Linked DNA regions of Homo sapiens: all the other regions are linked to region 2. A link is an interaction called in ENCODE POLR2A ChIA-PET data of the cell type or tissue named here. Cell type or tissue: PC-9. All regions are shown on one strand.

Region 1 (8,000 bases), 210 kb after region 2:
CACCACCACACCCAGTTAATTTTTGTATTTTTAGTAGAGACGGAGTTTCACCATGTTGGTCAGGATGGTCTCGAACTTCCAACCTCAGATGATCCACCCGCCTCAGCCTCCCAAAGTGCTGAGATTACAGGCATGAGCCACTGCACCAGGCCCAAGAAGACATCTTCCTAATATAAAAATGCAGCTGGGCGTGGTGGCTCACACCTGTAATCCTCACACTTTGGGAGGCTGAGGGGGGCAGAACACCTGAGGTTGGGAATTCGAGACCAGCCTGACAATCATGGAGAAAAATCCATTTCTACTAAAAATACAAAAGTAGCTGGGCTTGGAGGTGCATGCCTGTAATCCCAGCTACTCGGGAGGCTGAGGCAGGAGAATCACTTGAACATGGGAGGTGGAGGTTGTGGTGAACCAAGATTGTGCCATCGCACTCCAGCCTGGGCAAAAAGAGTGAAACTCTGTCTCAAAGAAAACAAAAAAAAAAAAGCAAGGTAAGGCAGTAAATGCTGATGTAGAAGCTACAGCAAGTTATCCAGAAGATCTAGCTACAATAACTACAGTAGCTACACTAAACAACATATTTTCAAAGTAGACAAGACAGTCTTCTATTGGAAGAAGATGCCATCTAGGACTTTCATAGCTAGAAAGGAAAAAAACACCTTGCTTCAAAGGACAAGGTGACTCCTGTTAGGGGCTAATGCAGGTGGTGACATTAAGCTAAAGCAATGCTCATTTACCATTCTGAAAATCTTAGGGCCTTTAAGAATGATGCTATTTCTACTCTGCATGTGCTCTGGAAATGGAATGACAAAGCCTGGATGATGGCATATCTCATTTTTGTTTTGAGATGGAGTCTCTGTGTCACTCAGGCTGGAGTGCAGTGGCACAATCTCAGTTCACTGCAACCTCTGTCTCCTGGGTTCAAGTGATTCTCTTACCTCAGCCTCCTGAGTAGCTGGGATTACAGGCACCTGCTGCCTTTTGTATTTTTGGTAGAGATGGGGTTTCACCATATTGGTCAGGCTGGTCTCAAACTCCTGACCTCAAGTGATCCACCCGCCTCGGCCTTCCAAAGTTTTGGGATTACAAGTGTGAGCCACCGCGCCCAGTTTAGCATATCTGTTTATCACATGATTTACTGAATATTTTAAGCCCACTGTTGAGACCTACTGCACAGAAAAAAAAAAAAAAAGATTTCTTTCAAAAATTATGGCTGCTCATTAACAATGCATCTAGGCCGGGCGCAGTGGCTCACATCTGTAATCCCAGCACTTTGGGAGGCCGAGGCGGGTGGATCACAAGGTCAGGGGTTCGAGACCAGCCTGACCAACATGGTGAAACCCTGTCTCTACTAAAAACACAAAAATTAGCTGGGCGTGGTCATGGGCGCCTGTAATCCTAGCTACTCAAGAGGCTGAGGCAGGAGAATTGCTTGAACCTGGGAGGCGGAGGTTGCAGTGAGCCGAGATCACGCCACTGCACTCCAGCCTGGGCGACAGAGGAAGACTCCCGTCTCAAAAAACAAAAAAACAATGCATCTAATGCATCTGTCAAGAGCTCTGATGGAAATGTACAAGGAGATTAATACTGAGATTAATACTGTTTTTCATGCCTGTTAACACAACATTCATTTTGTAGTCTGGATCAAGGAGTGGTTTTGTTACTGGTAAGGAGTCTGGATCCAGACCCTAAGAGAGGATTCTTGGATCTCACGTAAGAAAGAATTCAGGATGAGTCCATAAAGTGAAAGCAAGTTTATTAGGAAAGCAGAGGAATGAAAGAATGGTTAGTCCATAGACAGAGCAGCCCTGAGAGTTGCTGGTTGCCCATTTTTATGGTTATTTCTTGATGATATGCTAAACAAGGGGTGGATTGTTCATGCCTTCCCTTTTTAGACCATACAGGGTAACTTCCTGATGTTGCCATGGCATTTGTAAACTGTCATGGCGCTGGTGGGAGTGTAGCAGTGAGGACAACCAGAGGTCACTCTTGTCGCCATCTTGGTTTTGGTGGGTTTTAGCTGGCTTCTTTACTGCAACTTGTTTTATCAGCAAGGTCTTTATGACCTGTATCTTGTGCTGACCTCCTATCTCATCCTGTGACTAAGAATGCCTTAACCTCCTGGGAATGCAGCCCAGTAGGTCTCAGCTTTATTTTCCCCAGCTCCTGTTCGAGATGGAGTGGCTCTGGTTCAAATGCCTCTAAGAGTTTCAACTTCCAGGTCTTATTATTTCAGAAATACTACATTTTGTAAGCTGCCATAGTTTGTTATTTCTCTGATGGGTCTGGGCAAAGTAAAGTGAAAACCTGGAAAGGATTCACCATTCTAGATGTTGTTAAAAACATTCGTAATTCATGGGAGAAGGTCAAAATATCAACATAAACAGGAGTTTGGAAGAAGTGGCTTCCAACCCTCATGGATGACTTTGATGGGTTCAAGACTTCAGTGAAAGAGCCAGGCACCGTGGCTTATGCCTGTAATCCCAGCACTTTGGGAGGCCGAGGAGGATGGCTTGAGAGCCAGGAGTTCAAGACCAACCCAGTCAACACAGTGAAATCCTGTCTTTACAAACAACAAAATTCAGTGGAGGAAGTAACTGCAGATATGATGGAGATAGCAAGAGAGCTGGAAATAGCAGTGAAGCTTGAAGATGTGACTGAATGGTGGCAATCTTAGGAGAAAACTTGAATGAATAAAGAACTGCTTCTTACAGATGAGCAAAGAAAGTATTTTTTGAGATTGAGACAGAGTCTCGCTCTGTCACCCAGGCTGGAGTGCAGTGGCGCAATCTCAGCTCACTGCAACCTCTGCCTCCCATGTTCAAGTGGTTCTTCTGCCTCAGCTTCCCAAGTAGCTGGGACTACAGGCGTCTGCCACCACGCCCAAGTAATTTTTTTTGTATTTTTAGTAGAGATGGGATTTCACCGTGTTAGCCAGGATGGTCTCGATCTCCTGACCTTGTGATCCACCCGCCTCGGCCTCCCAAAGTGCTGGGATTACAGGCATGAGCCACCGCGCCCGGCCTGTTGTGGGTAAAATATTTTCAGACAGTATCACAAGTTACAAAGAAATCTCAGATAAAGAATCAATATAGCCAACATCATTGTTGTCTTATTTTAAAGAAATTGGCATAGCCATCCCAACCTTCAGCAACCACCACCCTGATCAGTGAACAGCCATCAACATCAAGGTAAGATCCTTCACCGGCAAAAAAATTACGACTCCAGAAGGCTCAGAGGATCATTAACATCTTTAACAATAAAGGAATTTATAATTAAGGTATGTACGTTGTTTTTTTTTTTGGTTTGTTTTTTGTTTTTCCCGAGATGGAGTCTCACTCTGTCTCCCAGGCTGGAGTACACTGGTGCGATCTTGGCTCACTGCAACCTCTGCCTCCCAGGTTCAAGCAATTCTCCTGCCTCAGCCTCCCGAATAGCTGGGATTACAGGTGCCTGCCACTATGCCCAGCTAATTTTTTGTATTTTTAGTAGAGATGGGGTTTCACCATGATGGCCAGGCTGGTCTCGAAGTCCTGACCTCATGATTCGCCTGCCTCAGCCTCCCAAAGTGCTGGGATTATAGGCGTGAGCCACCGTGGCCGGCCTGTACATTGTTTTTTAGATGTAATGCTATTACACACTTAACAGGATATAGTGTAAACGTAGCTTTTATATACACTGGGAAACCAAAGTCATATGACTTGCTTTATTGCAATATTTGCTTTATTGTTGTGGTCTGTGTTGATCTAAAAGGAAGAGGCTGAGGCACAAAATACAATTTAGAGTTTACTTGAGCCAAAGTGAGGACAGCTGCTTGGAAGACTCAGCCCCAAGTAACCTTGGATATGACCTCTGTATGGCTTTTGTTACCAACAGGTAGGTTGGTTGATTGATTAATCACTGCCCTCTAGACTGGGTGACAGAGCAAGACCCTGTCACCCAGGCTGGCGTGCAGTGATGTGAACATGGCTCGCTGCAACCTCAACCTCCTAGGCTCATGCAATCTGCCCAACTCAGCCTCCTGAGTAGCTGAGACTACAGGCGTGTACCACCATGCCCAGCTAATTTTTGTATTTTTTGTAGAGACAAGGTCTCACTATATTGCCCAAGCAGGTCTTGAACTCCCAGGCTCAAGTGATCCTGTCATCTTGGCCTCCCAAAGCGCTGGGATTACAGGCATGAGCCACTGAGTCTGGCCCATTTATGTATTTATTTGACAAGGTTTCGCTCTGTCACCCAGCCTGGAGTGCAGTGGCACAATCATGGCTCACTACAGCCTCAGCCTCCTTGGCTCAAGCAATCCTCCCACCTCAGCTTCCTAAGTAGCTGGCATTACAGGCGTGTGCCACCGTGACCCAGCTAATTCTTTTATTTTTTTGTACAGACGGGTGAAGGAGTCCTACTTCCTCGGCCTCCTAAAGTGCTGGGATTACATGCGCAAGCCACTGGACCAGGCCATAAGCAGGTATTTAAAGGGTAAAAAAGCGGACAGGGAGTGGGCTGATACAAACTTGTTCATCAGAAATTCTCATTGGTTTACAGAAATAACATTGATTAGTAATTGACTATACATTGCTAACCTATGGGGTGTGGGTTATAGTGTCTGGTGCAGCATTATTAGGTTAATTTCTAGCTACTTGTGGCAATAACGGGCAGTTTCAGGAGATGAATACATAGCTCAAAGGAGGGAGTAGAACGTGATTGCTGCTTCATTTTAATGTCTCTCTGGGCCTGATAATTTAAAAACACTCACATTCCTGAGATAAAAGTTGTTTTCTTTTTTCATCTGGAGCCAAACCCACAATATCTCTCAGGTATGCCTGTATAAAATGAACACATGTCAAAGAATTATTAATAAATTTACAGTTGATTCAGAGGAGAATTTAAAATGAGCTCCTAAATTGCTGGCAATTAGGAATGTTGAAAAGAACTTACAAACAGATGCAAAACATGATCAATATCCACAGGCAATAACTGCATTCCACTGGACAAAATAATTTGCATTTCTATGGACAAGAATCATTTGCATAATTATCAGTTTTCTACAATTTATAGAGTTGTAAAATAGCTCAAGGACGATGAAAGACACAGGGAACCTGGAAGGGTATGCTAAGGCAAGCTATCAAGTCATCTTTTTGATGCTTTCAATTTTTTTTTTTTTTTTTTGAGACAGAGTTTTGCTCTTGTTGCCCAGGCTGGAGTGCAGTGGTGCAATCTTGGCTCACCGCAACCTCCGCCTCCTGGGTTCAAGCAGTTCTCCTGCCTCAGCCTCCCCAGTAGCTGGGATTATAGGCATGCGCCTCCACACTCGGCTAATTTTGTATTTTTAGTAGAGATGGGGTTTCTTCATGTTGGTCAGGCTGGTCTTGAACTCCCGACCTCAGGTGATCTGCCCCACCCCCCCCCGCCTTGGCCTCCCAAAGTGCCAGGATTACAGGTGTGAGCCACTGCGCCTGGCCGATGCTTTCTAAGTTTTTAACAACCTTTACTAGGATGTCATCTCCTTGAAACAGGGGCTGTGTCTGACTGTACCCTCTATGCATAGACCATTGTAGGTGTTTAGTGAAGACTGCTTGACGGAATGATTGGACATCTGTTGATTTTTTTCCCCCAACCTTCTTAGTGCCCTTTTTGGAGGTGAAAACAGAATATTTTTGGATGTAATTGCTCACGCCTCTAATCCTAGCACTTTGGGAGGCTAACACAGGAGGCTCATTAGAGCTCAGGAGTTTGAGACCAGCCTGGGCAACATGGCAAAACCGTCTCTACAAAAAAATTTCAGAAATTAGCTGGGCATGGTGATGAATGCCTGTAGTTCCAGCTTCTTGGGGGACTGAGGTGGGAGGATAGTTTGAGCATGGGCGGCCAAGGTTGCAGTGAGCCATGATCGCGCTACTGCACTCTAGCCTGGGCGGGACAGAGCAAGACTATCTCAGATGGAGTCTCGCTCTGTTGCCCAGGCTGTAGTGCAGTGGCGTGATCTCGGCTCACTGCAAGCTCCGCCTCCCAGGTTCATGCCATTCTCCCGTCGCAGCCTCCCGAGTAGCTGGGACTACAGGCACCCACCACCACGCCCAGCTGATTTTTTGTATTTTTAGTAGAGACGGGGTTTCACTGTGTTAGCCAGGATGGTCTCGATCTCCTGACCTCGTGATCCACCTGCCTCGGCCTCCCAAAGTGCTGGGATTATAGGCGTGAGCCACTGTGCCTGGCCAACTCTATCTAAAAAATACACACACAGCCCAGAATATTATTAAATTTTAGCTAGATATTGTTGTTCATGGAAAGTTCTCAACCTAAGACGTTCTTTTTCTTTCCAAAAAAAACAAAAAACAAAGGGTTGGGAAAGGACTGGATTGGTAAGTGTTAGAGAGAGACACAGTTGGTTGGGCACAGTGGCTCACGCCAGGCTTGTAATCTCAGCACTTTGGGAGGCCAAGGCGGGAGGATCACTTGAGGCCAGAAGTTCAAGAGCAGCCTGGCCAACATGGTGAAACCCCCTCTCTACTAAAAATACAAAAATTTGCCGGGCTTGGAGGCACACACCTGTTATCCCAGCTACTCGGGGGGCTGAGACAGGAGAATCGCTTGAACCCGGGAGATGGTGCCACTGCACTCCAGCCCAGGTGACAGAAGGAGACTCTGTCTCAAAAAAAAAAAAAAAAAAAAATGACACACACAGTCTTATTAGAGATTTTAAAATGATTTAACATCACATTCTAGCCCAGTGGCTCTTAACTAGGGACAATTTTGTCTCCCCAGGAGACATTTCATGATGTGTGAAAACATTTGTGGTTGTCACAGCTGGTGTGAGGCAGCTACTGGCATTTAGTGGGTAGAGACCAAGAATGCTGCTAAATTTCCTGTAATGCATAGCACAGCCCCCCATGATAAATATTCAGCCCAAATGTCAATAGTGCCAAGGTAGGGAAACTGCTTTGGGGGATACCTAGAATGTTTATTCAGAGAGAATTCATGGAGAGAGAATTGTAGGCACTAAAAGGATTTTATTTTCTCACTCCCAGCCTGAGTTTACCCAAAGCATATTTATTATTTATTCCCATTTTCCCTGCCTCCTCCATCTCTCATCACTGCCCGTACCCTTGACTTCTTGCCCACTTACCACCAAACACTCCTTCTTTACAGCAGGTCCAAAGTAGCAGTGGGGCAGGGCGCAGTGGCTCACACCCATAATCCCAGCACTCTGGGAGGCTGAGGCGGGTGGATTACCTGAAGCCAGGAGCTCGAGATCAGCCTGGCCAACATGGCGAAAACCCGTCTCAACTAAAAATACAAAAATTAGCCGGGTATAGTGGCGCGCGCCTGTAATCCCAGCTACTTGGGAGGCTGAGGTGGGAGAATTGCTTGAACCTGGGAGTTGGAGGTTGTAGTGAGCTGAGATCATGCCACTGCACTTCAGCCTGGGCAACAGAGTGAGACTCCATCTCCAAACAAACAAACAAACAAACAAATAAATAATAAAGCAGGAGTGGGCTTGGAGGTCTATGAACATAAGGCTTCATGGTGGGCCAAGATGAGAGTTTCAAGGTATATTCCGGCTCCAGCCTGTCATCCATCGGGCATGGATGGCATGTGACATAGAGGCATGTGACATGACCTCTTTGGGCCACAGTCTCTCTGATTTCTGGAAAGTAGAAGTTGGACTAGATTGGCTTATCCCTCCAGGACCTTTCCACTCCACATACCTAGGAGTCAGGGGTGCACTGTACCCAGGACCTATTGGATGGAGAGGATTGTCAAGGGGCTTTTCCTGAGGAAGCAGAACCATGAGGTGACTATTCCTGGGCAGAAGGTAGTGCTGTGTCAGGAAGAGGGGTTGCTGTATACCCAGAAGGGGGCCTCAGATTAACCTCTCACATCTCATCACTTCCCCCAGCCTTGCCCCTCTCCTAGACCCTGGCACCGCTCTGGTGATCCCTTGGGTGTCTCGCTTGTCCCAAGCAGGCATCTGATTCTCTCTCAAGATGAGATTTAAGCCT
Region 2 (8,000 bases):
ATGGTGAAACCCCGTCTCTACTAAAAATACAAAAATTAGCCGTGTGTGGTGGTGGGCACCTGTAATCCCAGCTACTCGAGAGTCTGAGGCAGGAGAATTGCCTCAATCTAGGAAGCGGAGGTTGCAGTGAGCTGAGATCATGCCACCGCACTCTACCCTGGATGACAAAGTGAGACTCTGTCTCAAAAAAAAAAAAAAAGAAAGAAAAGTTAGTGAAGTAGAATGGCATTATTTCTCAGCTGTTGTTACATAGATGCAGAAAATAGGTCCAGCTAGCGGTCTTCAAACTTTTAAAGTGATGCACCCCAGCAGTTATTAAATGTTTAGCCCTCTCTCCAATAGAGAAATGACTATTTATTTATAAACACTATGCATTTAGAATTCTACAACTCCAAACACTGCAATAGCTCCCATTTTCACACAAAGTAAGAGCCAAAGTCCTTACTAGCCATAAGAGCCCACCCTAGAGGAACCAGCTTCCTCTGACTTCCCCTACTCCCCTCAATATTCCCAGCTTCCTCTACTCCCGTCAATATTCATTCTGCTCCAGCCAGCTCTGGTCTCCCTGCCTCTTTCCCCACATCAGTCCTGCTCCCACCTTTGCCCGTCGCTCTGGCTGTTCCCTCTGCCCGGAAGCCTCATCCCCTGGAGTTCTGCAGACCTCACTCCCTCACTTTGTTTGAGTCTGCACAATTGTCACCTTCTCAATGAGGACAACCCCTGACCACATATGTAAAGTTACCACCACCTCCCTTCACTTCCACATCCCTTTCCTCATTTTTCTTTTTTACTGTGATAATTTATTGTATCAGCCAGACGCAGTGGCTCATGCCTGTAATCCCAGTATTTTGGGAGGCCGAGGCAGGTGGATCACCTAAAGTCAGGAGTTTGAAACCAGCCTGGCCAACATGGCAAAACCCCATCTCTACTAAAAATACAAAAATTAGCTCGGTGTGGTGGCGCGCACCTGTAGTCCCAGCTACTTCAGAGGCTAAGGCAGGAGAATTGCTAAGGCGGAGGTTGCAGTGAGCCAAGATCGTGCCACTGTACTCCAGCCTGGGTGACAGAGTAAGACTCTGTCTCAAAAAAAAAAAAAAAAAAAAAAAAAAAAAAACATAATTTATTGTATCTATTAACTTATTCTTTCTAATACACTATGTAATTGTTTTAGCTTATTCAGCCTGCTATAACAAATTACCATAGATTGGGTGGCTTTATTTATTTAATAGACAGGATCTCACTCTGTTACCAGGCTGGAGTACAGTAACATGATCCTGGCTCATTGCAGCCTCAACCTCCTGGGGTGAAGCAATCCTCCTGCCTCAGCCTCCCAAAGTGCTAGAATTACAAGCATGAGCCTCTGGCATGGCCTCTGGGTGGCTTAAAAAACAAGAATTTATCTGTCACAGCTCTGAAGGCTGAGAAGTCCAAGATGAAGGCACTGCCAAATCCAGTGTCTACTGAGGACCCACTTCCTGGTTCATAGCTGGCCACCTTCTAGTATCTTCACATAGCAGAGAGCAGAAAGCAAGAGCAAGCTCTTGTGTCTCTTCTAATAAGGGCCCTCATTCCATTCATGAGGCCTCCACCCTCATGATGTAATCACCTCTCAAAGGGCCCACCTCCTAATTCCATCACACTGGGGGTTAGAATTTCAGCATATGATTTTGGAGGGGCACAAACATTTAGTCCACAGCAGTAATGTAACTACTTATATTTATTATTTATTGTTTTTCCCTTCCTGCTAGGATGTAAGCCCCAAGAGGACAGGGGACTTTGTTTTATTTACCAGTATATCTCAGCCCATAGAACAGTGCCTGGCACATACTAGGTACTCAATAAATATTTATTGGCCGGGCGCAGTGGCTCACACCTGTAATCGCAGCACTTTGGGAGGCTGAGGTGGGTGGATCACCTGAGGTCAGGAGGTTAAGACCCGCCTGGCTAACATGGCACAACACCATCTCTACTACAAATACAAAAATTAGCCAGGTGCAGTGGTGCACCTGTAGTCCCAGCTTCTCAGGAGGCTGAGGCAGGAGAATTGCTTGAACCCGGGAGGCGGAGGTTGCAGTGAGCCAAGATCATGCTACTGCACTCCAGCCTGGGCGACAGAGCGAGACTCTGTCTCAAAAATAAATAAATATTTATTGAATTAAGCAATTGAATGACTAAATGAATTAATGAATATTTTATCTACATGAAACTCTGGGCTAAGCCCAGAAAGGCAATTATGTTTTGGTAGACAGTTCTAGTTATCAGCTGGGCCTGGCGGCTCACACCTATAATCCCAGCACTTTGAGAGGACGAGGCTGGAGGATTGCTTGACCTCAGAAGTTCTAGACCAGCCTGGGCAACATGGCAAAACTCTGTCTCTACAAACAACACAAAAAAATTATCCAGGTGATGTGGCACATGCCTATGGTTCCAGCTACTCAGGAGGCTGAGGTGGGAGGACTTCTTGAGCTTGGGAGGCAGAGGTTGCAGTGAGCCAAGATAGTGCCACTGCATTCCAGCCTGGGAGACAAAGGAAGACTCTGACTCAAAAAAATAATAAGAAAAAGAAAAAGGTTTTTTGTTTTTGGTTTTTTGTTTGTTTGTTTTTTTGAGACAGAGTCTCACTCTGTCACCCAGGCTGGAGTGCAGTGGTGTGATCTCAGCTCACTGCAACCTCCACCTCCCGGGTTCAAGAGATTCTCCTACCTCAGCTTCCGGAGTAGCTAGGACTACAGTTGCGCGCCACCACGCCCAGCTAATTTTTTTTTTATTTTTAGTAGAGACAGGGTTTCACTATGTTGGCCAGGCTGGTCTCGAACTCCTGACCTCAGGTGATACACCCGCCTCGGCCGCCCAAAGTGCTGGGATTACAGGAGTGGGCCACCACGCCTGGCCTGTTTTTTTTATTATTATTTTTTTTTTTTGAGACAGAGTCTTGCTCTGTCGCCCAGGCTGGAGTGCAGTGGCGCGATCTTGGCTCACTGCAAGCTCTGCCTCGCGGGTTCACGCCATTCTCCTGCCTTAGCCTCTGGAGTAGCTGGGACTACAGGTGCCCGCCACTACACCCGGCTAATTTTTTTGTATTTTTAGTAGAGACGGGGTTTCACCGTGTTAGCCAGGATGGTCTCGATCTTCTGACCTCGTGATCCGCCCGCCTCGGCCTCCCAAAGTGCTGGGATTACAGGCGTGAGCCACCGCGCCCGGCCTGTTTTTTTTTTAATGAAAGTTCTAGTTGTCAAGATCCTGTCTCTTTCTTCCATGGAATTGAATTCTCAGCAGGGCTGAATTTTTTCAGAAAGAAACGCTACCTTTCCAAGCCTCCCTTGTAGCTTAGGTACGGTCACGTGACTTTGTTCTGGCCAATGGGATATAAATGGAAGTGTCAAGCCTCGGGTGGGTATCTTTGCTTTCTCTTTGTTCTTTTCTCCATCTTGCTGCCTGGAACTTGGATGCCGCCATCTTCGGCAATGAGGTCATTTGACTCTGCAAAGCAGAGAACCAAGAAAGAAGCAGCTTGGAGCTGGGCGCAGTGGCTCACGCCTATAATCCCAGCACTTTGGGAGGCTGAGGCGGGCGGATCACGAGGTCAGGAGATTGAGACATCCTGCCTAACATGGCGAAACCCCGTCTCTACTAAAAAGTACAAAAAATTAGCCGGGCGTTATGGTGGGCGCCTGTCGTCCCAGCTACTCCAGAAGCTGAGGCAGGAGAATGGCGTGAACCCGGGAGGCGGAGCTTGCAGGGAGCCGAGATCGCGCCACTGCCCTCCAGCCTGGGCGACAGAGCGAGACTCCATCTCAAAAAAATTAAAAAAGAAGCAGCTTGGGACCAAGGAGAGTCATTGAAGCCTTAGACTACCTATGTAGTGTTTAATTGAGAGAAAATACGCATTTATCTTGTTTAAGGCACTGGTTTTTTGGCTGGATGTACATAATAGACTTTTTTTTAACCAGGAATAAAAATTAAGTTAGGCTTTTGTTTAACTTCAGTGTGCAATTGGCAAGCCCTTCTCCAACCCCCATGTGGCATAACAATCCTTTCTAGCTGCTTTAAGTTGCTGAGCCACCAATTTCTATTATTCCTGGAATCTGAGTCATCTATACTCCCTGTGTTATTACACATAATATGTTATTATGACTTTAATCAAGGAAATATTTTTTTCACTTGATATATTAGTCACATAGCTCCTGGATTGTCAGAAACAGCCAGGAATGCTAGCTAGTATTGCATCATTTTATCTGTTATTTCCTGTGGGGAGTGGCTTAAAATCAGACCAGCCAAATCTAGGCAGGAACTGGATCTTGCTTTCATTAGTTTCTGCAATTATTTTCAGAAGGAATCAGTTTCCAAGGCAGAGGAAGGAATAAATACTATTTGCTTGGTTTTACTACTGAAGTTGTGTAATTTACATAACAGCAAAATTACAGCTTAGAATTCTAAGTAGCAATTATAATGTTTAAAAAAAGACAAAACTTTGCACTTAAGCAATAGCAAAGAGTGGAAAATGTTAAATAAACTTCACACAAAATTTAAATATTTATTTAATCTCATTTGCCTGGAGGGAAAAAAAACCACATTCTTTAGCCCTAAAATTGAAATAGAAGAGAACTCTCACAGACAGTAAATTCAATTCTAAAAGCCCCAACGCGGCCGGGCGCGGTGGCCTACACCTGTAATCCCAGCACTTTGGGAGGCCGAGGCGGGCAGATCACGAGTTCAGGAGTTCAAGACCAGACTGTCCAATATGGTGAAACCTGTCTCTACTAAAAAATACAAAAATTAGCTGGGCATAGTGGCACGCACCTGTAGTCCCAGCTACTTGGGAGGCTGAGGCAGGAGAATCGCTTGAACCTGAAGGCAGAGGTTGCAGTGAGCCGAGATCATGCCACTGCACTCCAACCTGGGCCACAGAGTGAGACTCCGTCTCAAAAAAAAAAAAAAAAAAAAAAAAAAGCCCCAATACAGGAAAATAGATATGGAAGGAACTCAAAAACTCATACAAATAAGGTGGCAAATGAACTTTCTAAGCCTAATGATACATGTGATGTCACCCAAACAAAACAAAAAGCTAATTAGGCATTCTTGTTTTTCCCTTAAAGCCAATCTTTTTTTTTCTCCTCTTGGATCCATCCAGTGAGGTTTTATAACCCTCCTATTTGCCCTAAAGCAAATGGGCATTAAAACCATATTTTAATATTAGGTAAGTTATTGGTAAACAATCTTTGGTCCTAAAAAAGTGAAACTGTTCTTCATTCAGTGCATAAGGATTGAAAAAAGTCTTGGATTAGGAGATCAGTTTAATGCCTATCAAATCACTATGGAAAATGCTTTGAGAAACTCTGGCAGTGCCAGTTTCCCCAAAGTGAGGAATGGCTGCAAGGTGTGGTCTGAAGATTATTATTGTCCATAAGCTAGATAATTTAGATGGTGCATGGATGTGGCATTAAATAATGCTATAAGGCCTGGTGTGGTTGCTCATGCCTGTAATCCCAGCACTTTGGGAGGCTGAGGTAGGAGGATCGGTTGAGTCCAGGAGTTTGAGACCAGTCTCAGCAAATGGTGAAACCTCATCTCTATTAAAATACAAAAATTAGCCGGGCATGGTGGTGCGCACCTGTAATCCCAGTTTCTTGGGAGGCTGAGGCAGGAGAGCAAGACCTTGTCTCAAAAAAATAAAAATAAATAAAATAACAATAAATAGGCTGGGCGCAGTGGCTCACACCTGTAATCCCAGCACTTTGGGAGGCCGAGGCAGGTGGATCACAAGGTCAGGAGATCAAGACCATCCTGGCTAACATGGTGAAACCCCGTCTCTACTAAAAATACAAAAAATTAGACGGGCACGCTGGTGGGCGCCTGTAGTCCCAGCTACTCAGGAGGCTGAGGCAGGAGAATGGCGTGAACCCGGGAGGCTGAGCTTGTAGTGAGCCAAGATCGCACCACTGCACTCCAGCCTGGGCAACAGAGCAAGACTCCGTCTCAAAAAAAAAAAAACACAATAAATCTACAGGGGTTCATCTTCAATCTTTCGGATTACATTAAGGAGAAAGTCTCTGTTTGGTGCTAATAGATCTTTATCACCTCTCCACACTTAACTAATTTCCCTTGTTGAACAGACAGCAAGCCCCAGCTGCACAGCCTTTAGCAGATTAGACTGCTTCCCTAGAATTTTATTTTATTTATTTATTTATTATTATTTTGAGACGGAGTCTCAGCTCACTGCAACCTCCAACTCCTGAGGTCAAGGGATTCTCTCATCTCGTCTCCCAAGCAACTGGGACTACAGATGTGTGCCACCATGGCTGGCTAACTTGTCATTGTTGTAGAGATGGGATCTCACTCTGTTGCCCAGGCTGGTCTTGAACTCCTGGGCTCACACGGTCCTCCCACCTCAGCCTCCCAGAAAAGGGCTGGGATTACAGGCATGAGCCACCATATCTGGCCTAGAATTTTTTTTCTTTTCTGGAAATTAATTTGTGCCATTACCTGCTGTTTAATAATGAATACCAAGTTCTCCATTCATAATAGTAATATATAAAGTTTCCTGTGAAAATACATTTGTATAAAGGAAAGGACATGAGTTAAATTGTTTTACCTATATGCGTATTAAGTAAAACATTGACTCCTTAGATTTGGCAGAAATTGTGAAGGTGGTACACAAATGATGAATACGGGGAGACACTGGATTGGAGATCCATCTCCTCCCATCTTCTTCTACCATCTTCTCTATATCTTTTAGGAGAGAATGCTAGAATTGCGGTCAGCAGACTATTCAGGAACATCTTTTTCAGGAAGTTCACAAGATTAAGACTCTTTCATAATAATAATACTAAGCCTTTATTTATCATTTTCACTTGTAGTCAATCACAAGTACAGTGGGATTTTCCAGAGGCTGCATGACATATGATATCACAACAAAGTAAATGTAGAAGCTGCTGTGTGTATCTGGCCGTCTTGTATAAAGCAAGGCATTAGAGGGATTAGCAAGAAAAAAGAAGCAAAAAATGTTACTCTTTTCACTAAATTTTTTGTTTTGGAAATTTTTTTTTTTTTCATAAAAGTAACATTACTTTCTTTCTTTTTTTTTTTTTAAGACCCAGTCTCGGCCAGGTGCGGTGGCACACGCCAGTAATCCCAACACTTTGGGAGGCCAAGGCAGGCGGATCATGAGGTCAAGAGATTGAGACCATCCTGGCAAACATAATGAAACCCCGTCTCTACTAAAAATACAAAAATTAGCTGGGCGTGGTAGCACGCACCAGTAGTCCCAGCCACTCAGGAGGTTGAGGCAGGAGAATCGCTAGAACCTGGGAGGCAGAGGTTGCAGTGAGCCGAGATCACGCCGCTGCACTCCAGCCTGGGCGACAGAGCGAGACTCCGTCTCAAAAAAAAAAAAAAAAAAAAGGCAGACTGAGCATAGTGGCTAATGCCTGTAATCCTAATACTTAGCGAGGCCAATACTGGTGGATTGCTTGAGCCTGGAGTTCAAGAACAGCCTGGGCAACACAAACAGACCTTGTCTCTACAAAAAAAAAACAAAAAAAATACAACAATTAGCCATGTGTGATGGTGCACACCTGTAGTCCCAGCTTGGGAGGCTGAGGTAGGAGGATCACTTGAGCCATGATCACATGACTGTACTCCACCCTGTGCAACAGAGTGACACCCCATCTCACAAACAAAACAAAACTAAAACCTCATATCCCAGCTCTACCACCTCCTAGTTCTGTAGCCTTGGAGAAATCAGTTCACTTCTCTTAGTTACAATTTATTCATCTGTAAAATAGGAAAAGTAGTACTAATAATACCTGCCTAAGGGGGTAGCTGTGAAGATTCAATAAAACTTGTTGTTGTTGTTGTTGATGTTGTTGTCATTGTAGAGACAGGGTCTCACTATGTTGCCCAGGCTGGTCTCAATCTCCTGCACTCAAGCTATCCTCTGGCCTTGGCCTCTCAAAATGCTGGTATTATGAGCATGGTAGCAGGCCTGGCCTCAATAACAT
Region 3 (8,000 bases), 64 kb before region 2:
CATTTTCTTTAATTTTGATATGAAGGCTTAATATCAATTATCGTGTATTTTACTTTCCCATCTTAAATATTTTGAATATTTTAGAAGAAAAATATTTGTAAACATTTATGAGTTTTTTGGTTTACTTTTTAAAATTTTTTATACTTTATAATTGCATTTCAGGCCGGGCGCGGTGGCTCACGCCTGTAATCCCAGACTTTGGGAGGCCGAGGCGGGCGGATCATGAGGTCAGGAGATCGAGACCATCCTGGCTAACACGGTGAAACCCCATCTCTACTAAAAACACAAAACATTAGCCGGGCATGGTGGCAGGCGCCTGTAGTCCCAGTTACTCGGGAGGCTGAGGCAGGAGAATGGCGTGAACCTGGAAGGTGGAGCTTGCAGTGAACCGAGATCGCGCCACTGCACTCCAGCCTGGGCGACAGAGCGAGACATCGTCTCAAAAAGTAAATAAATATAATTGCATTTCATTTTTTTCACCTTTTAGATGATTATTGTCAATAGCAAAGGCCAGCAAATGACAGCCTAAGGGCTGAATTTAACCCATGAACTAAGAATGGTATATATACAGTATACAAATATATATTTATTAGGTATTTTTGTATATTCATATATTTATATATGTAATATTTTAAAATTTCTTTAAAATATTTATATATTACATATACAAATTGCACATATTTATATATGTAACATATAAATATTTTAAATAATTTTTTATAAATATATAAATATAAAGTATTTTATAAATATTAAATATACAATATTTTACAAGTATTTTAATAAATATTTTATAAATTTTTTTTGAGACAGGGTGTTGCTATGTTGCCTAGATGGAATGCAGTGGCATGATCACAGCTCACTGCAGCCTCGACCTCCTGGACTCAAGCAATCCTCCTCCTCCTGCCCCAGCCTCCCAAATAGCTGGGACCACAGGCATGTGCCACCACGCCCAGCTAATTTTTTTATTTTTTATAGAAACGAGGTCTTGCTCTGTTGCCCAGGCTGGTCTCAAACTCGTGGGCTCAAGTGATTCTCCTGCCTTAGCCTTCTGAAATGCTATGATTACAGGCACGAGCCACCGTGCCTGGCCTATTTTTTTAATATTTTTAAAGATTTGTAAAACAAAGAAGCATGTATGGACCACAAAGCCTAGTACTACCTGGCTCTTTACCAAAAAAAAAAAAAAAAAAATTGCCACATCCAGGTCAGTAGAACATAAATTATGTAAAAACTTGATCACTACACATTTAGTGATTTTGCTGAAATCAACACAAAAAAAAGAAATGTTATGGAATAAATATATAATAATTTATTAATTATGTTTGTTACTCATACTAATAATATCAGAGGCCCAGCAATACAACACCCAGACATATGCAATAATAATTAAATTCCCTCATCTTTGATAGTTTTCTGACTTTTAATCATATGTAAACCATAGCTTGACAGATATGTTTTGCTTCTGTCATTATGAATGTATACTTGTCAAAGTAGGAGGATAAAATGTTTTATTTAAGATTGATTTTTTTATTTTTACACATTCCAGCATATGATATGTGGGCTATGGCCCACAAACATGGTTGAAAAATCTGCCCGTCTGTCTTGCTCTGCCTCTTAAGCGAGTTTCAGTCCTTGTCTCACCCCAGAAACTTTGAGAAGTAAATGTCAGATCCCAGTATCTATCGCCCTGTGTTGGCAATGGGCTGAATTATCACTCTTTTGCTTCTTTTTTTGGGGGCGGTGGGGGACAGAGTTTTGTTCTTGTTGCCCATGCTGGAGTGCAATGGCGCGATCTTGGCTCACCGCAACCTCTACCTCCTGGGTTCAAGCGATTCTCCTGCCTCAGCCTCCCGAGTAGCTGGGATTACAGGCATGCGCCACCACGCCCGGCTATTTTTGTATTTTTTTAGTAGAGACGAGGTTTCACCATGTTGGTCAGGCAGGTCTGGAACTCCCGACCTCAGGTGATCCGCCCACCTCAGCCTCCCAAAGTTCTGGGATTACAGGCTTGAGCCACCGCGCCCGGCCACACTTTTGCTTCCGTGTGGACTTTTTGTTCAAATCAGTTCTGAATTGAACATTCATAACCAGAGGAGCCTCTGTACTTTATGTTAATACTCTAGACACATAATAACTCATAAATACATACATCAGCTAAGGTGCTTTATTAGGCAAAGTTTTTAGCCCAGAAAACAAAGTCATTCTGGTCAAATCCCATTTTTCTTTTTGGTAATCACCATCACCTGTGGCAAATGCTTCAGGCCAATGTTTCCATTCAGTCTCAGACCTCCATCTTTTTTATTGATAATATTTCCACCCAGGAAAGAAGCACATCTTCCAATTACTTGCACAAAGGCAAAGAGTGAAAAGCCATGGATATTCCTAAAGAAGAAAGTCTCAATCTCCTTACAAATAGAGGCAAAGTAAAAAAGGAAGAAGAGGAGAAAGAGGAGGAGGAAGGAGGAGGAAGGGGAGAAGCAGAAGGAGAAGAGGAAGAAGGGAAAAAAGTATAAGGAGGAAGAGAAGGAAAAGAAGATAAAGGAGAAGGAAGATAAGAAGAAGAATTGGAGGAGGAAGATTTATTTATTTTTGAGACGGAGTCTCACACTGTCGTCCAGGCTGGAGTGCAGTGGCATGATCTCCACTCACTGCAACCTCTGCCTCCTGGGTTCAAGCGATTCTCCTGCCTCAGCTTCCCAGGTAGCTGGGATTAGAGGCATGCGCCACCATGCCCAGCTAATTTTTTGTATTTTTCCTAGAGACGGGGTTTCACCATGTTGGCCAGGCTGGTCTCGAACTCCTGACCTCGTGATCCGCCTGCCTCAGCCTCCCAAAGTGCTGGGATTATAGGCGTGAGCCACCATGCCCAGCCAGGAGGAGGAAGATTAAAAGAGGAGGCCGGGCATGGTGGCTCACGCCTGTAATCCCAGTACTATGGGAGGCTGAGGTGGGTGGATCACTTGAGGTCAGGAGTTCGAGACTGGCCTGGCCAACATGGTGAAACCCTGTCTCTACTAAAAATACAAAAATTACCCCAGCATGGTGGCACTCGCCTGTAATCCCAGCTACTTGGGAGGCTGAGTCAGGAGAATCGCTTGAACCCGGGAGGCTGAGGTTGGAAGGAGCCAAGATCACACCACTGCACTCCAGCCTGGGCAAGAGAATAAGACTTCGTCTCAAAAAAAAGAAAAAAAAAAAAAGAGGGAAGAGGAATTAGAAGAAGAAGAAAAGGAGGGAAAAGGAGGAGGGGAAGAGGGGAGAAGAAAAAGGAGTGGTAGTGGGAGGAGCTGAGAAAGGAGCAGAGGAGGGTGGGTGAAGGAGTAGGAGAAGGGCTCTGACCCCTACTGAGTTCTTATCAGTCTCCTCGACCTTAATTGCCTCCCTCCCTTTTGGCTTTTACCAGTTACACCAGTTACTGCGCTTTCTTTCATGGTGAAAAGAAGGACCAGAGTTGCTGTCACCACCTCCTTTTCAGAGTGAGCCTTCTAAGAGCTGAGGCCGAGTGAGCCTTCTAAGAGCTGAGGCCTTTGGCTCTCTCTCCTGTAGCACACTGGCCAGGCCCTGGAGCTCAGGCTGTCGCTGATCACACCCAGCTCTTGAGAGCAAACTGACCACCCTCTCCAAGGGACCCACCTGGAAACTTCTGCGATCCATTCTATTCGTTCAGACTGTAGGCTGAGAGTCCCTTTAAACTGCACTGGGCTGCTATCTCTTAGCATGTATGATTTGAGTGTTCCTTTAAGTGCTCTACAAAAGCCAGAAAGCAGGCAGGGGAAATCCTAGGTCTAAGAAATTAGGAAAGCTTTCTATTTTTGTTGGGTAAGTTTGATTCTGCAAATCATTTTATAAAAATACACTGAGAAAGTAGTCTAGCACACTTGCTACATTTTTAACATTCCTAAAGTTGCCCACAGTACTTAAAAAAAAAAAAAACGGTTTGTGTCACTTTCAATTGGGGCTAAAAGATCTTTTTGTTTGTTTTCTTGTCTTTAAAAATACTGATACCTGCATCTAATTTCTTGCCAAAAAATACGAATAAAAATACTGATTCAATAAGGAGGGCTGGGGTCTTTTTTCCAGATTAGATTTTAATTTTAAACTCAGGTCCACTATTCTGACGCGCCAGGACAAATAACTGTATGTGAGCCTATAAATTAACTTCCCTTAATTCCATCACTGATGAATTTTCATGTCGATAAGCCCCCCAAAAAGGAGGGAGGAGGGTCCCCTGTAACCAAACATAAGTCAGTTTACAAAGGAGTTCGGGGGACTTGGGGACACTGACTCCTCTTCAGAATTGCCTAAAGAGACTGGCCATTGACAATTTAAATCTTCAGTGCTTTATCTCTTTGTTTGAGTCTTGGAATGCCATTGATACCTTCTTTGTATTTATAATTGTTTTAATTAGCTACCCAGCGGGGGCCTCTCTCCCAGCTTGGATTATGGGCTGCACAGCGGGACAGGACAACCCAGTTAAAATAAAGCACAGACATTATGGCTCGCTTAATTTCTTTTATCTGTGTCCATTTTTTTTTCTCTTATTCCCCCTCATTTTCATCCTCTTTTTTCTTTTTTTCTTTTTTCTCCCCCTTGTTGTCTGTGGAAGGCAGGGGCAAAAAGCCTTGACACCTTGAATGGCTTAGCTTTTGAAGAATCAAAGTATGGAAAAAACTCAACCATGGATATTTATCAGCAGTTCACATCTCAGCGGAAAAAAGAAATATCGCCGATGTGCTTGTCCACTGCGTTTGATAACATTTCATAAGCCTCAAACGCGATCATATCTTGAGCGATTATGCTGACATGTACGTCGGTTGCCTGACTTTTGTGGGTGGAGTGAGGGGAAAGTTTGCAAAAAAGCTTCTCTCCGCGGCCCCTGTGTTATTTGTTCTTACTGACCACATCCTTCTTTTGTGGGTGGAAATCTGGAGGATCAATTATGATGCAGATCTGATACTATTTCCATTTGTGGGAGCGGTGTGGCCCGGGCGTTTGGACTTTGGGAAATTCTTGCATTGTTAAAATGGGTTTTCCCCCCACTTTGAACTCAGTGATGCTACTGGTGTGATCACACACACAAAAAAACTGCCTGGCCAGAGCTTTTTCTAAGAACATACAGAAATGCAGGGCTTGTTTGTAGCTTCAAAGAATAGCCAGGATTTCTCTTTTTTTGTGAATCTCTAACTACCTGTCTGGAAGCTAAAGCAGGGCGGGGGTTTGGGTGAAAACAGTCATTATTTTAAAAAGTAATCCTCCTACACTATGATGCAAATAATGGAGTTTTAATTTTTTTCTAATAATACCCCCAAAGAACTTATTTGCATTTGAAAAGAAATGATAGTTCAAATTATCAGTATAGGAAAAGCTTTGAACTGTCTTCTATAATTCAGTGCACTTATAAGTATTAAATGTTATAGAGCCCAAATTTATTCTGGAAATTTTCAACAGTAAGCATTGAATCTATCCCCCATCAAACAACCTGACAAAGGGCAGAGGAGATTATTTTGAGTTTGTATGTAAATATTCAGGGCGAGGTGGCTCATTCCTGTAAACCCAGCACTTTGGGAGGTTGAGGCGGGCGCATCACTTGAGGTCAGGAATTCAAGACCAGCCTGGGCAACATGGCAAAACCTCGTCTCCACCAAAAATTAGCTGGGCATGGTGGCGTGCACCTGGAATCCCAGCTATTGGGAGGCTGAGGTGGGAGGATCACTTGAGCCTGAGAGGTCGACGCTGCAGTGAGCCATGATTGCACCACTGCATTCTAGCCTGGGCGACAAAGTGAAACCCTGTCTCAAATAAATAAGCAAACAAACAGAATCTGGGGGCCTTTAAAACCAAGTATGGTTATAATTAAAATTTTCTCATTATCTGGATTATTTTTGGCTTTGTAACCAATCAGAGACCCAGACATTTACTTGCTGTATAAACCAGCCACATATCAAAGAGACTGTGAATTAAGACCCATAGCAATTTGTTTAGTGTGTTATAAAGCTTTGAAATTCAACGACAAGATGTAGAAGAGGCAGGAAACCCAGTATGAGCCAGAGGCCTAGGGTTGGGAAAATCTTCAGGAGCCAAGTGTCCTTGAGGGACACTAAATGACTATACGATAAAATAGCAAAGCCCATCGTGCCCAGAGCCCTGTGCAATGTACATGTTTGTGAAGATAATCCAGCTTGGGGGCTGTGCAACATCATGAATGACTAAGTGTCTCTTAATTGTATACTTTAAGATGGTTGATTTTGTTAAGTGAATTTGACCTCAATACAAAAAATAAAATGAGACAATCTTTTAAAAAATGTACATATATAATTAAGATTTGGAAATTACTTTAAAGATGTTTGCGATTTTTTTAAATTTTTTTTTTCCATTTTCACATGCATTTTCTTACTTATTCGTCAAAGGATAGGAACTCTTTGGGATCAATATTTTGAATACTCATCTCATTTTCTAGCCTAGTCACCCTCCAGTGAGGAGTAAAGCCATGTGGAGGCTTCGTGCTTTTCTCTAGGAGTACTTGCTACATCAAATATAGCAACTAACAAAGGGCAGTCCAGTTTTCTTTTTTTTTTTTTTTTTGTTCTTTGTTTTTTGTTTTTTTGAGATGGAGCCTTGCTTTGTGGCCCAGGCTGAGCGCAGTGGCATGATCGCAGCCTACTGCCACCTCTGCCTCCCACATTCAAGTGATTCTCCTACCTCAGCCTCTCGAGTAGCTGGGGTTAAAGGCATGCACCACCACGCCCAGCTAATTTTTGTATTTTTTTAGGAGAGACAGGGTTTCACCATGTTGGCCAGGCTTGAACTCCCAACCTCAGGTGATCTGCCCACCTCGGCCTCCCAAAGTGCTGGAATTACAGGCTTGAGCCAATATGGCAGGCTCTTCTTAGCACATTTTTAAGTGTACAATACAGTATTGTTGACTCTGGGTACAATGTACAACAGATCTCTAGAAATTATTCATCTTGCTCAATTGGAAACTTTATACCCATTGATTAATAACTCACGATTTCCCCCTCTCTCAGCCCCCGGCAACCACTATTCCACACTTTGATTCTACAAATTTGACTATTTTGGATATCTCATATAAGTAGAATCATGCAGTATTTGTCTTTCTGTGATTAGCTTATTTCACTTAACATAACGTCCTCAAGTTTCATCTCTGGCCGGGTGTGGTGGCTCACACCTGTAATCCTAGCACTTTGGGAGGCCGAGGTGGGAGGATTGCTTGAGTCCGGGAGTTTGAGACCAGCCTGGGCAATATGGTGAGACCCTGTCTCTACTAAAAATACAAAAAATTAGCTGGGCATGGTGACACGTGCCTGTAAGTCTCAGCTACTCAGGAGGCTGAGGTGGGAGGATTGCTCAAGCCTGGGAGGTAGAGGTTGCAGTGAGCCAAGATTGCACCACTGTACTCCAGCCTGGGTGACAGAGCAAGACACTGTCTCAAACAAATAAATAAATTAAAATAAAAACTTTTCAGCTCTGCCGCTGCAGATTGCAGTATTTCCTTCTTTTTTATGGCTGAATAATATTATATGTATATATCACATTTTAAAATCCATTCATCTGTCATCTGATAAAGGCAGAAAATTCTTTTAAATATAGCAGATGGGGCTGGGCATAGTGGTTCATGCCTATAATCCCAGCACTTTGGGAGGCCGAGGTGGGCAGATCACTTGAGGTCAGGAGTTCAAGACCAGCCTGGCCAACATGGCAAAATCCCATCTCTTCTAAAAATACAAAAATTAGCCAGACGTGTTGGCATGTGACTGTAATCCCAGATACTCGGGAGGCTGAGGCAGAAGAATTGCTTGAACCCAGGAGGTGGAGGTTGCAGTGAGCCGAGGTTGCGCCACTGCACTCCAGGCTGGGCGACAGAGCAAGACTCCGTCTAAAAAAAACAAACAAAAAATAGCAGATGGTTTAAAGTTTCAGCATTTTTTTTGGATGAAGTTTTGCTCTTGTTGCCCAGGCTGGAGTGCAATGGCGCGATC

What was found. Peaks named below come from ENCODE experiments on the same cell type or tissue, not always from the same donor. Only the 100,000 strongest peaks of a DNase experiment are listed, where the experiment ranks them.
Region 1: POLR2A ChIA-PET joins it to region 2 with 31 read pairs; 3 of 35 experiments call an interaction of 5 or more read pairs at or near these places.
Region 3: POLR2A ChIA-PET joins it to region 2 with 11 read pairs; 11 of 35 experiments call an interaction of 5 or more read pairs at or near these places.

The regions. Positions count from the first base shown.
Region 1 is chr20:51,772,417-51,780,416 of GRCh38, reverse strand. No RefSeq gene overlaps it. Among named protein-coding and RNA genes, the nearest start is that of ATP9A, 8.0 kb to the right of the region's middle. In PC-9, no CTCF peak of the experiment used is centred here; no DNase peak of the experiment used is centred here.
Region 2 is chr20:51,981,365-51,989,364 of GRCh38, reverse strand. No RefSeq gene overlaps it. Among named protein-coding and RNA genes, the nearest start is that of LINC01429, 120 kb to the right of the region's middle. In PC-9, no CTCF peak of the experiment used is centred here; a DNase peak (open chromatin) is centred at 4,164; H3K4me3 peaks cover 453 bases; H3K27ac peaks cover 2,813 bases.
Region 3 is chr20:52,044,946-52,052,945 of GRCh38, reverse strand. No RefSeq gene overlaps it. Among named protein-coding and RNA genes, the nearest start is that of ZFP64, 140 kb to the left of the region's middle. RefSeq lists enhancers at 3,018-3,535, 3,536-4,054, 4,055-4,572, 4,573-5,092. In PC-9, no CTCF peak of the experiment used is centred here; no DNase peak of the experiment used is centred here.